Linked DNA regions of Homo sapiens: region 1 is linked to region 2. A link is a loop called in an ENCODE intact Hi-C map of the cell type or tissue named here. Cell type or tissue: sigmoid colon. All regions are shown on one strand. Each heading gives the region's core, and the rest is flanking DNA. Links, peaks and the distances in the headings are about the cores only.

The links. A loop is a pair of places that touch in the nucleus more often than their neighbours do. Peaks named below come from ENCODE experiments on the same cell type or tissue, not always from the same donor. Only the 100,000 strongest peaks of a DNase experiment are listed, where the experiment ranks them.
Region 1: a loop joins it to region 2, with 2.9 times the contacts of the local background. A loop is called at or near these places in 36 of 110 quality-filtered maps.

Annotation. Positions count from the first base shown.
Region 1 is chr3:72,253,935-72,260,317 of GRCh38, reverse strand. No RefSeq gene overlaps it. Among named protein-coding and RNA genes, the nearest start is that of LINC00870, 110 kb to the right of the region's middle. In sigmoid colon, for the core only: no CTCF peak of the experiment used is centred there; a DNase peak (open chromatin) is centred at 4,027.
Region 2 is chr3:71,872,061-71,878,443 of GRCh38, reverse strand. No RefSeq gene overlaps it. Among named protein-coding and RNA genes, the nearest start is that of PROK2, 90 kb to the right of the region's middle. RefSeq lists enhancers at 211-1,142, 2,073-3,004, 4,950-5,486. In sigmoid colon, for the core only: a CTCF peak has its summit at 2,891 (motif pointing left); a DNase peak (open chromatin) is centred at 2,863.

The DNA.
Region 1 (6,383 bases), core at 2,645-5,144, 380 kb before region 2:
GGAACTTACTCCTTGGAATTTCCACCTCACCAGGGAGCCTCTGTATCCTCACTTTACTGAGAAGGAAACTCAGATGCAGAGAGGTTAAGTGACTCACCCAAGGCCATAGACTCATAAGTGGCATCTTCAGAAGGAAAACCCAGGTCTTCTGATGTCAAAGCTTGTCTTCTTAACCAGTTGTGTCTAGCTCTGGTTTGCTCAGGAGAACCCAGAACAGCATGCGAGAAGCCCCTCTCAATGGGGGTGTGAGCTTTGGGCTTTTTCTGGCCTGAACGAAAGTTCACTTTGCACTCCAAAGACTCAACAAAAATCAAAGTAACCGTGGTAGAGAATAGTCATTAAGAGCACTTGGGGTCAGGCAGACCACACTGAGTTCTTAACACCCTTTGAGCCTGGACATTCTCACCTCTATAATGGAGCCGTACCTCTCTTAGGTTGTATTTTCCTCAGAAGCTGATCCTGGGACAAGGATTCCAGTACAAGTAGTTTATTTGGAAGGTGACCCCAGGAAACACTAGAAGGGGCATGGGGAAGTGAGATGGGGAGGAGAAGGTAGCCAATACTAGGCGTATTATCAAGCAAGTCACCACAATGGGTGACTGGAGCTTAACGCCCTTGGGTACACTGGGCGCCCCTGAAGTTCCCACAGTGAGTTATCCCACTCAAAGAGCAGAGGAGCTGGGATATTGATCTTGCATCACCCATTGGCTGAGGGCTGCTCTGGGGTGATATTAATTCCTGGGGGACTGCTGGCCTGCTAGGTGAGGCAGCAGAGCCAGTGAGAAGAAAGCCTTTGGCAAAACAGCGCAGGTGTTGGCAGGTGAAGTCGGGCCAGAGTGCACCGTGTTTAAGGAGCCAGGCGCTGCTAGCGTCTCAGATGCCTGCCCCATAGAGTTGCTGTGAGGGGGCCATAAAATAATGCCAGGCACCTCATAAGCGCTCGCTACACCAGGCCCTTAGATTACTCTTATTATTATTGCCATTACCATTCCTGTGACTGCTACCAACTCAGGGCACACTGAGCAGCCAATTTGGTGCTTGCCATGTGTCTCCCGCTGATGATTTTTGACATCAGAGTCTTTTGCTTTAGCCAAACGTTGTATTTCCCCTAGGGACCATCCACTGGGCAGAAAGCTCTGAGCTCCTGGCCCATGGGATGAGAATTCTAGCCAGGTGTGTTTCCCAAGCACAGGAAAGAATTTGCCTGGTGGGAGGAAATCGGGCCTGGCCGTGTTCATGGGCCGGGCTCGGTTTTCTCCAACTCTTTAGAGAGAAGAGAAAAGCACCACCCCCTCCCTTCAGAAGCCAGGGCAGCCTCCAGCTGGCAGCCGGTGCCCACGTGCACAGCCAGGACCTGCGTGCAGCTGCCCCCTCCTTGGGCTGCCTGCCCTCCTGTTGTTTCCCCAAGGGCCCCCATAGAGCAAGGCCCTCTCTGGGAGCTGCCAGAGGGTGGGTTGCTTCCTCCAAGCCCTCCTCCCTTCCTGTGTACCTTCTGCTACTTCCTCTTCCCACCCCACACCCCCCACCTTCCTATTTCTTTGTCATCCTTTCTTCTCTGGGCTCCTTGGGGAGGGGTGGGGTTTTGGTCAGGATTATTCCCACATCTCCCCTCAGAACGACTGGCTGGGTTTGCAGTGTGTTGAGGGGGGCTTTTCCCTCCTCCTTCCTTTGGGTCTGTTCCCTCTTGTGTTTGCTTTGATCTCCAACGGATGCCGACAAGTGGACGGGCCCACCCACTGATCTCTTTCAGTGTGGCTGAAAAGAAGTGTTTTCATGTTCTTAGGGCTCGTTGCTCTTGCTGCCTGTGGAAGGGAGCGATGCTGGCTGGCGATGGAGCTGCTGGAACCCTGCAGATGGAAAGAGCTGGCAGTGCTGGCTGGGTTGTTATGAGGGGGCTGATGGTGGGCGTGTGGGTTTGCTGCGGACCGAGGGTTGGAGACAGGCAGGGTGCTGGGGTGGGATGGCAGCTGGTGAAATTGGACAGATCCCTGAGAAAATGTAGCAGGCTCTCTCAGGAGGGATTTCCAGGAGCTGCTGTCTGGAAGCTTCCCAAATACCTGCCATTCAGGAGGAGATGCAAATGAGGAAACAGGCCAGTGGAGCACTTGGGTTCAAGTTCTGAGTATGTTACTACCTGACTATGAGGCCTTGAGTAAATAAATGAATAAATAAATAAAACACCCAGTCCTTCTGTGCCAGCACTTTCTGAGTCCTCAATTGGATAAGTGGACACCCCTTCCACTTAGTTTGGGAGTTCATGGTATCAGCTCTTGCTGCATAAAAAGAACCCCCCAAACTTAGTGGCTTGTAACAACCACCATTTATTTAGCTCATGATGCTGTGTGTAACTCAGCGTTTGAGCTGGGTTCTGCTGGGTGGTTCTTCAGCATTGACTAGGCTCACTCATCCATCTGTGGTTAACTGCCGGGGCTGCTAAGGGCTGGCTGGTCCAGGCTGACCCAGCTGAGACAGTGTCTGTGTTCCATGAGCTTTTCATCCTTTAACAGGCTACCCCAGGGAGTCTCTGGACTCCAGGACAGAAGGACACAAAACCTTTTCAGACCTAGACCTAGGCCTGTCATGGTGCCACTGCTGCATCATTCTGTAGGTCAAAGCAAGTTACAAGGCCAGCCCAGACTCAAGGAGTGGAGAAACAAATTTCACCTTTTGATGGGAAAAGCAACAAAGTCACATTGAAAAGTCTGACTGCAGATACAGAGGGTGGAATAGTTTTGGCCATTTTTGCAAACAATCTGCTACACTTGTGAAATAATAGGCTCAAAATCACTTGGAAGAGCAGAAAGTCTTTACTGCAAAGAAAGATGCGAAGGGCAGAAAATCAGCTTAATCCCACAATCCCAAGGAACGCATTGAGAATGTATTTGTCTGTGTAATCCAGTCATTTCTCAGGCTCATGTAATGGTGTTTTGGGTGGAGTAGGAACCAGAATTTGAACGACCAGATGAACAGAATTAGATGAGAATCCTTTTTCTGGTTGTCTATTTGCAGCCTCTAAGAAGTGAAGTCTCCTGACTCATCCACATTTGAGTTTGGACATATGCTACTGGGACTAATGAATTTAGATAGCTTGGATGGTGGTCCAGTTTCGGGGACCCCCATGATGGGGGATGGTGTCTTTCGTGGTAAACAAGATATCTGACAGCATAAACAGCACAGGGAGGAGCTCTGGGTACTGTATAATGAATACAAGAAACTACCCTACCTCACAGTGGCATATGTGTTTTCTGGAAAGTCACAGCTGTCAACTGAAGGGGAGACATCTCTAAACTCAAATGCTTCAGGGGCTTAAGCAGCTTTGCTGTGTGACCCCTCTAAGTGAGTGTGATGCGGAGAGCATGTCATTCATTTCTTCCAGTTGATGATAGGACTTGCTGGCCACCGGGAGCTGGTGCCAGGAGAGATTTGGGTTTCTGGAGGATGGTGGATTTTCATCTCCAGCAGCACCAGCAAGGAAACAGCAGTTTCAGTGCAAAGAGCTGCGAAATCCCAGCCTTCCTAGCCTCATGGCACCTGGGTCTCTTTCACAGATACACGCAAGCAGTGTTGGAGCCGGAACTGGCCTCTAGAAATGTCGACCAGTTGTCATCCTCACCAGCAGACTACCGGAGTGTTTATTTCTCTTCTGCTTTCGCCAGCTCTGGACATTCTCACTAAAAAATAAAACAACAAATCCTGCATGGCTTTAAGAAGTCTCTTTATACATATGCATACATAGAAGCCGAAGGGTCCCGAAGCCATTCTGATTGGGCAACAATTTGGAAGACAAATGATGACAGCCACATTATGGGGCATGGCCAACCGACTGCCATCCTGCTTGAGAGGGTCCAGCAAGCTGCACACATTTGAATGTTCACTCGGGAGAGCGCTCCTCTCTTCCTCTTCAATTACCCAGCATGGTTACATGGTGCTTTTCACTCACCAAGCCCTGGAGGTTAATTACTCCACACGGTGCCTTTTACCAGCAGGAGGTGTGCCTTGGCAGTCCTCAGCCCTGCACGTGGCCTGCCCAGATGGGTGGCACATCCCGCCCTCGCTGGCTGCTGGGTTTCAGTTTGTTTTTGTTTATGTTGGCTCTGTTTCAACAGAGCCTACAGATGTGGTCAAACTGGAAAGGGGGTGGGGGACTAGAAGCAAAGGGGGGAAATAAAGGCGCCAATCATTTCTGATATCATCTGATCTGAGCAGAACTTTTTGAAGGGGGCAGTGAGAAAAGCCAGGCTTGGTCTGGGCCTCTGCTGCTTTCTATTTTCGGTCTCGTCTCCATCCCACCCAGAGAGTGGGAAGCCCAGGCACTGGGGCTCACCTTAAAGAGCCCGCGCAGAGCTTGCTCGAAGCAGCTCTGATTTCCAGGCCACAGGCAGGAACGGCTTGGCTCATTGGCCTCTTCTCCTCTTGGGGCTCCATGGGACTGGCTTAGTCCTAATGAGAGCTGGCAGACAGAGAGGAAGCAGGGTTGACAGAGAGCTGACTGCCCCTCCCCAGGCAGACTTTTCACCTGGCAGGTAAAAACCATCCCAATTAGCTGCCACAGCAAGGCTGAGCCTGGAGCTCACAGCCCATCCTGTCACCTGCCTTCCCTGGTGGCGGAAGCAGAAGCAAGACTGGGGGGCATGGTGGGTGGGTGGGGGGCTGTAGGCTGTGGGTGTGTGGGAGGACCCAGTTCCCGGAAGAGGCTGCACTTTCTCTGGGGTTTCCACAAAGCCCAGGAGATCTCTTCTGGGACAAACCCTTGCCCCAGCAGGCTTGGGGAGGGGCAATGAAAGAGTTAAGGCCCTCACTTCTTCACCCACCTCCCTGCTCCCCTATGACTGTTCCAGTGGCCCCCCCTTCCTTGTGGGGCTCCTGCGGCTTCCACAGGGAGCCAGGCAGGGCCCTGCCCTTGGCTACATCTGCCAAATGCAAATAGTTGCTAAAGTTATTTAGTGTGTCCTCACGGCTCCTTTTTGTCACTGGTGTTCCCTAGGCAACTGCTGCTGGAATGCAGTCAACTTCTAGAGGTTCTTCACAGGCAGGAATAGAAAATGGCTCTTGCTCACTTCTTGTTTGGGGGCTTCTCTGAGTGGATCCTTACATTGGGAACTAGAGTCCTTGTTTTTCTTATTTGAAAAGAGGACAGCGAGAGAAAGCTGACCAAACTGCCCTCTAGAAGTGGAGGAGGTGGAAATTCAGGGTCCCTTTGCTACTTTCGCTGGATGGAGGTGACCAGGGCTACAGAGAATGGCCTTCAACATGTTTATTTCCTTCTGCCAAGACCTTCCCACAGGAGCGACCTTCCCATAGAGCAAGAGAGGTTTCTCTCTTCTTTCTAAAGATTATACAGATCAGTCAACTTTATCTTAAAGCTATATTTCTCATATAAGCAAAACATTTCTTATAAAAAGTTGGAAAATACAGATAAAGTATAAAAAAGGGAAAAATCTCTATACACATTTCCCATAATCCCATCATCCACAGATGATCACTATTAACATTTTGATTACATGCTTATATTTGTATAGACGTCTTATACAAATTACCCCCAAACCCAATGGTTTTACAGCGGTTCTCAAACATTTTTGGTCTCAGGACACTTTTACACTTGTAAAGTCATTAAGGACCTCAAAGAACTTTTGCTAGGTCAGCTATATCTATCAATATTTACTGTATAGGAAATTAAAGCTGAGATAATTTTAGAATGAAGAATGCACACACATGTATTCTATTAACTGTCACAGCAATAATGTTATTACACATCATATAACCTATGGGAAAGTCCACTGTACACTCTTGAGAGTGAACAAGGCAAATAACATGTTAGTAGTATTAGCAAAAGAGTTTGGACTTTGCAGATCCTCTACTAGGGCCTCAGGGACTCCCCAGGAGTTCCCAGATCCCAGACCATGCTTTGAGAACTGCTGATTTTAAAACATTTAGAATTTGCTATTGCTTATGAGACCTCTGGTCAGCTGGAGGGCTCTTCTGATCTTGACTGAGCTCATTGGTGTATCTATAATCAAGTGTGACAGGTGAGTGGCTCTGCTGAACTTGGTGACTCCCTTATGTATTTGAGGGTTAGCTGGTTAGAGTCAGATCGAAGATGGCCTCAGTTGAGACTGCTAAGCTCTCCTCCATGGGGTCTCTCATCCTCCAGTAGGCTAGGCTGGGTTTGTGCACATGTCAATGTCAAGATTTTGAGAGCTGGAACAAGAGCAAGAGTGAGAAGGCAAGGTGGGTGGGGAGGGGGAAGAGAGAGAGTCTGAGAGAGAGAGAGAGAGAGAGAGAGAGAGTGCAGGAGTGCTCATGGCTTCTTGAGGTCTAAAGACAGGAGCACTGACTGTCAATTTCTCTATATTCTATTGACCAAAGTGACTCGCATGGCCAGG
Region 2 (6,383 bases), core at 1,896-4,395:
GAGAGAAGAAGTGATTCCAAATGACGGTGTCTCGTGTTCTGTGTCCTAGTTTTCCTCGGCATCAGCACCGCAGCACCTCCAAGCTGCACATGTGCACTGGCAGCCTGGTTTCTGCTGCAGCCCCCTCTATTCATCATTCATTCAACTTAAGGCATTGAAAAATTCTATTAAAGTGCAAATCTTACCCTGGAGGGAAAATTCACAAGAACCGTAACCTGTAAAGTAAGTATTGTTATCCCATTTTACAGATGAGAAAAGTGAGCTCGGGGATGTTACGAGACTTACCTAAGCGATAAACTAGTAAATACTGAGAAGGGAGAGTCCAGATACAGCATTACAACTCTGAGAGTTCTGGCAAGCTAGAAAATACTAGAAAAGCACTGAATATTGAGTTTATGTCTGAATGTGAGGCAGGAGAGCGGGGAGCGAGTTATTGTAAGAGGACGTTGGAAGAATCTTGAGCAGAGAGGGGTGGGAAGAGACTTGGTGCTGGCTGCCCTTACCCTCCTGCTTCTAGTCCATATGCTGTGTCACCAGTGTCCTGGCAGAACCAACAGGCATTCCACTCACTTCTAGCAGGCTCTGAAGCTCCCCAGAGGACCCCCTTGCCTCACTGGAGTCCCCAGGGCCCATCTGGGGTCGGTCTCTGTCAGGAAGCCAGAGCAAATTTCTTACCCTTCCTCCCAGTTTTCCTGGTCTAGGCCTGTTTCTCTTTCCTGTGTCATTTGTCACCTTCCCCAGGAAGGTTATCTGAGGATGCAGAGAGGTAGAAAGTTGTCAGCTGTGATGCCTGCAGGCCAGGTGGGGAGGAAACGCTCTCTCCAAACCCCTTCCCAGCAAGCCTGGGTCCTGGCTCCCCCTGTCAGAGGCGCGTGAACCAGAACAACTCCATCTTGAATAGGAGCTGGGTAAAATGAGGCCGAAACCTGCTGTGCTGCATTCCCAGACGGTTAAGGCATTCTAAGTCTCAGGATGAGATGGGAGGTCAGCATAAAATACAGGTCACAAAGACCTTGCTGATAAAACACTTTGCAGTAAAGAAACCGGCCCAAGCCCACCAAAACCAAGATGGTGATGAGGGTGACCTCTGGTCGTCCTCACTGTTACACTCCCACAAGCACCATGACAGTTTACAAATGCCATGGCGACATCAGGAAGTTTACCCTATGGGGTCTAAAAAGGGGAGGCACGAAGAATCCACCCCTTGTTTAGCATATCATCAAGAAATAACCATAAAAATGGGCAACCAACAGCCCTCAGGGCTGTTCTATCTATGGAGAAGTCATTCTTTTGTTCCTTTACTTTCCTAATAAACTTGCTTTCACTTTACTGACTCGCCCTGAATTCTTTCTTGGGCAAGATCCAAGAACCCTCTCTTGGGGTCTGGATTGTGAACCCTTTCCTACAGCACCCCCATCTCAGGGTACCATCCCTCCAGTCTCCTCCCTGGGGTGGCCCCTGGGCCAAGAGGCCAGGAAGAGAGCTCTCCTTTGATCACTCCCTTGTCAAAGCAAAAGGATTAAGATCCTACCACTTCCAGCTCAGCAATTCTCGGAAGATCACTCCATGCCCTCCTTTCCACCTGTATGACACGGGGATAATGACAATGTCTTCCTGGGCTGGGTACGAGGATGCAATTAGTTAATCCATGGAAAGTACTCTCAGCCCAGTGCCTGGCACCTATGCCCAATCAATTGTTCAGCATTGTTAGTGCTGTTATTATCTATAGTTGAGAAGTAATAATACCAGTTGCAGTTATCTCAGGCTACACTCCATATTTTTACCACTTCGCTTTTCTTCTCAGACACACACATAAACACACCCCACTTAATGGCAGAGGGTTGCAGCTTTACAAGCAGAACCAGCAAAGGGAACTCAGTTTAACTCTGGCCTGTGCCCAACTCAAAGGGTGGCCTTCAGCAAATAAACACTCCTCTTTGGGCTTCCATCAGGACGTGTAATTTATCTGGAAATAGCTCAAGTGAAGTGTCAGGGGTCACAACTTAAAGAGCTCAGGCCAAATCCAATTGTCAGAGAAGTTCTTGGGCCAACACTGTGCTCTGAAAATGGAGCAACAGGTTAGGGGCTGTGGTTCACGCCTGTAATCCCAACACTTTGGGAGGCAGAAGTGGGTGGATTGCTTGAGCCCACGAGTTCAGGATCAGCTTGGGCAACATGATGAACCCTCATCTCTATAAAAACAACAAAAAAGAAAAATACAAAAATTAGCCAGGCATGGTGGCATGTGCCTGTACTCTCAGCTACTCTGGAGGCTGAGGTGGGAGGATCACCTGAGCCTGGGAGGCGGAGGTTGCAGTGAGCCATGATCGTGCCACTGCACTCCAGCCTCGGCAACAGAGTAAGACCCTGTCTCAAGAAAAAAAAAATGGGGTGACATCACATCACAGTCCAGATATCTGGCTCCTCCCAGCATTTGGGGTGATCCGGTGGAGCCAGGAAGAGCTTTGCGAGGCATCTTTAGCCTTTCAGCCAATTCTCCTCTTTCCTCCTGCTCATGCAATCATTCCCTACCTGGCCCCTAGAGGCCTTTGACTTTGTGACCCTCTGAACCCACTAAATTCTCAGGTGGTTTCCGCTTTCAAATTCAGCAGTTGAAACCTCAGTTCTGACTTGCAGGGCTGGGAAGGATTTGTCTCCCTGCTGCAGGGGGTTAAGTGGCTGCTTTTGAAAGGACAAAGCTAGAGATGACTCGATAAGATAAGGAGCTCTGTTTTCAGGAGGAAAGAACAGGATTTTGTTGTGATCCAGAGGATAACAGTCTGAGCCTCTCATTCATCAGCCCATCCCTCCTCCCTCCCCTTAGCAGGCGCTCAGGGCCACCATGGGATGTGTCTGCAGCTGCTGCCATCTGCTGGGGCATAAAGTTGCTGCAGCCTGCCTGGGGATGGCATTTCTAGGGTTTGCACAGGTGTTTCCTGCCAAGCCCCGAATGATAGCTCTTGTCCCAGTAGAGGCAGTGGGCTCACCGCTACAGTTGCTGGTATTTATCAAGCACCTGCTATGAGCCAAATACTATTTTAGAAATTCCATGAGTTTTCCTACTAATCCATTTGCTAGAATAGAAGCCCACATGGGCAGGGAGTTTTGTCTCTTTTCTTCACAGCAGCAGCCCTTGTGCCTGGAACAGTGCCTGGCACAAGGAAGGAACTTGGTACAGGTGGGTTGCATGAGAACAAGTGTAAAGACAGATTGTGTCGTTATGTCCATTTTATGGATGAGGAAATTGTCACTCAGAGACACAAAGGCTCAAGGTACTATGGGTAAACCTGTGGGAGAAGCTGAAACATTCCTGGTGTGGGCAGAGCTTGTCTATCACTGCAGGTGATTTTGAAGATGGTCAAGACAGGCAACAGGTAGGAATGAACACCTCAGGTAGCCAGGGTCCTTTGAAGTTCAGAAAACCCAGGGTGCAAACCATCAGGAAACTAAGCCAAATCCACGAAATGTTGCAATGGGGCCCGGGGACCTGGCCAGGGCAAGAGGCCCTTCACATGTGTTTTGTGTGTGTTTTTTGAATTAGGAAACTTAATTTTTTTTTGAACAGTTTTAAATTTACAGAACAACTGAGTGGAAAGTACAGGGAGTTCCCATATATGCTCTCACGCCTACCCACACATATGCACACACAGCCATTTTCCCTATTACTAACATCTTGCATCAGCATGAAACATTTGCTACAATTGATGAGCCAATATTGATAACATGATTTTTAACTAAAGTTCATAGATTGCATTAGGGTTCATTAGGGTTCACTTGGTGATGAACATTCTGAGTTTTGAAAAATGCGTGATGTCATATATCCACCATTACAGAATCACACAAAATAGCTCCATTCCTTAAAAATCCCCTGTGCTCCACTTATTTTATTTTATTTTTTTCAGACAGGAGTTTTGCTCTTGTCACCCAGGCTGGAGTGCAATGGCATGATCTCGGCTCACTGCAAGCTCCGCCTCCCAGGTTCAAGCGATTCTCCTGCCTCAGCATCCCAAGTAGCTGGAATTACAGGTGCCTGCCACCACACCCGGCTAGTTTTTTGTATTTTTAGTAGAGATGGGTTTCTCCACGTTGGCCAGCTGGTCTCGAACTCCTGACCTCAGGTGATCTGCCCACCTCAGCCTCCTAAAGTGCTGGGATTACAGGTGTGAGCCACCGCGCCGAGCCCGTGCTCCACCTATTTATCCTTCCCTCTCCTCCAGCCCCTGGCCGCCGCTGATCTTTTTACTATTTCTATAGTTTTGCCTTTTCTAGAATGTTATATACTTAGAATCATACAGTATACAGCCTTTTCAGATTGGCTTCTTTAACGTAATAATATGCATTTAAGGTTTCTCCATATCTTTCCATGGCTTACTAGCTCATTTCTTTTTATCACTGAATAATATCCCATTGAATGGATGTGCCACAGTTTGTTTATCCATTCACCCATTAAAGGACATCTTGGTTGCTGCTGCTTTTTTTGGAGATGGAGTCTCACTCTTACTGAGACTGGAGTGAAGTGGCGTGATCTCAGCTCACTGCAACTTCCACCTCCCGGGTTCAAGTGATTTTCCTGCCTCAGCCCCCTGGGTAGCTGGGATTACAGATGCCTGCCACCACACCTGGCTAATTTTTGAATTTTTAGTAGAGACAAGGTTTCACCACCTTGGCCAGGCTAGTCTCAAACTCCTGATCTCAAATGATCTGCCAATCTCAACCTCCCAGTGTGTTGGGATTACAGGCGTGAGCCACTGCACCCGGCCACATTTGGTTGCTTCTAAGTTTGGCAATTATGAATAAAGTTTCAATAAACATCTGTGTGCATGTTTTTGTGTAGACATAAGTTTTCAACTCACTGCGTAAATACTTAAGAACCCAATTGCTGGATTGCATGGTAAGTTTTGTAAGAAACTGCCAGATGGTTTTCCAAAGTGGCTGTACTCTGTTGTGCTTCTGAACATAGCTCTTAGATCAGGCCTGCTGGCCAGGGTTTTCCCATTCTCGAAGTAGAGGTTAGGCCTGGGAGTCCTCTGGTCCCATCGGCAGTCTGCCCTTTTGCTGAGCCAAATCCACTTCCTCTGGTGAAAGGTGCAAGAAAAGCGCTTTTCTTTTCATCCTACAAAGAGGGACCTACTTTAGATGAGGTATAATGCTGTGGCAATCCCGGATGTTTGAAATTCCCAAGTCATCCCCTCAGGCTGGTGAAGGGGCCCACGGCTCTCAAGAGTCAACCTGTGCCTTTGGTTCAGAATACTTGACCTGAGTGTGCGCGTGTGGGTTGAAGAAAACAGCTACTGTTTTGATGTGCGGTACTTTTGGTTCCTGCCTAAAACCGTGATGAAACCAGTGCCTCTGGAATCAAAATATCCAGCTCTTGTTCCCTTTCCACTCTTTCTACAAGGTCAACAAGTTAGGTAACAGTTTAATTTGCATCATTCCAAAATTTAGAGTAATTAGAATATTAAAATTTAGGGTAATTAGGGAGATAATGGAACTATAAGCATGCCAGGAGTTTATTTTACTTTTCTTCTCTCTTTTTTTTTTTTTTTTAAAGGCTATGAAAAATCAGATATGACCCCTTTAACGTTACTTTAAAAACACAATTTTAAAGGTAGGCTAATATGAAACTGAAACTATAGGAAAGAAAGGGCTTTCTTAGTTATGCTTTTGACATTATTTTCCAGAATCCAAAATGCCATGTTTGCTTGCTTCTACACAATGGCATCTCCTCTCCCTGCCTCCCCCAAAAAACAAAAACCAACCAATCTAAAAAACTTTATATTCCACCAATAACTTGGAGCAAGTCATTTAATCATCAGCTTATTTTTAAAGGCTAATGTTCTTTGGTGATTGCCTAGGAAAACTCAGAGACTCTCACTTGAACTACTTCAATCTGTGAAGAGGAAAAAAATACTTTTGTTTTGCTGGTCGGAGGAGGGTTTATTTATGTGTCTCATTTTACAAGCCTAAGCACTGCAAATGTAAACTCTCTGAAGGAAGATTTTTGTTCTAATGACTTAACTGAAACCAGAAGCATCTCTCTTTGATTTACTGGAACAAGTCCAGTGTGGTCTTGATCTAGCATTATAGAACACGTGTCTCTACCTATGCAGCTGAGAAAACTTACCTTTTCTGTTCCAGCCAAGTAATTTCTCAAAGAATGAGGATGGGTGAAGTCTAGCAAAAAACAAACAAACAAACAAACAAAAGTTAAAAAATTCTCCAGATGATTCTTATAGAAACTGAAGTTTGGGAACCCCTGCTTAAGGCAATACTTACTTTTTCCCTTTTTAATTTTTTTTTTCCTTTTCAGCTTTCCCTACAAAACAACACATTATGTTTTTCCTGAATGTTTGAGCACTGAAAATATATAAATAACACATTCT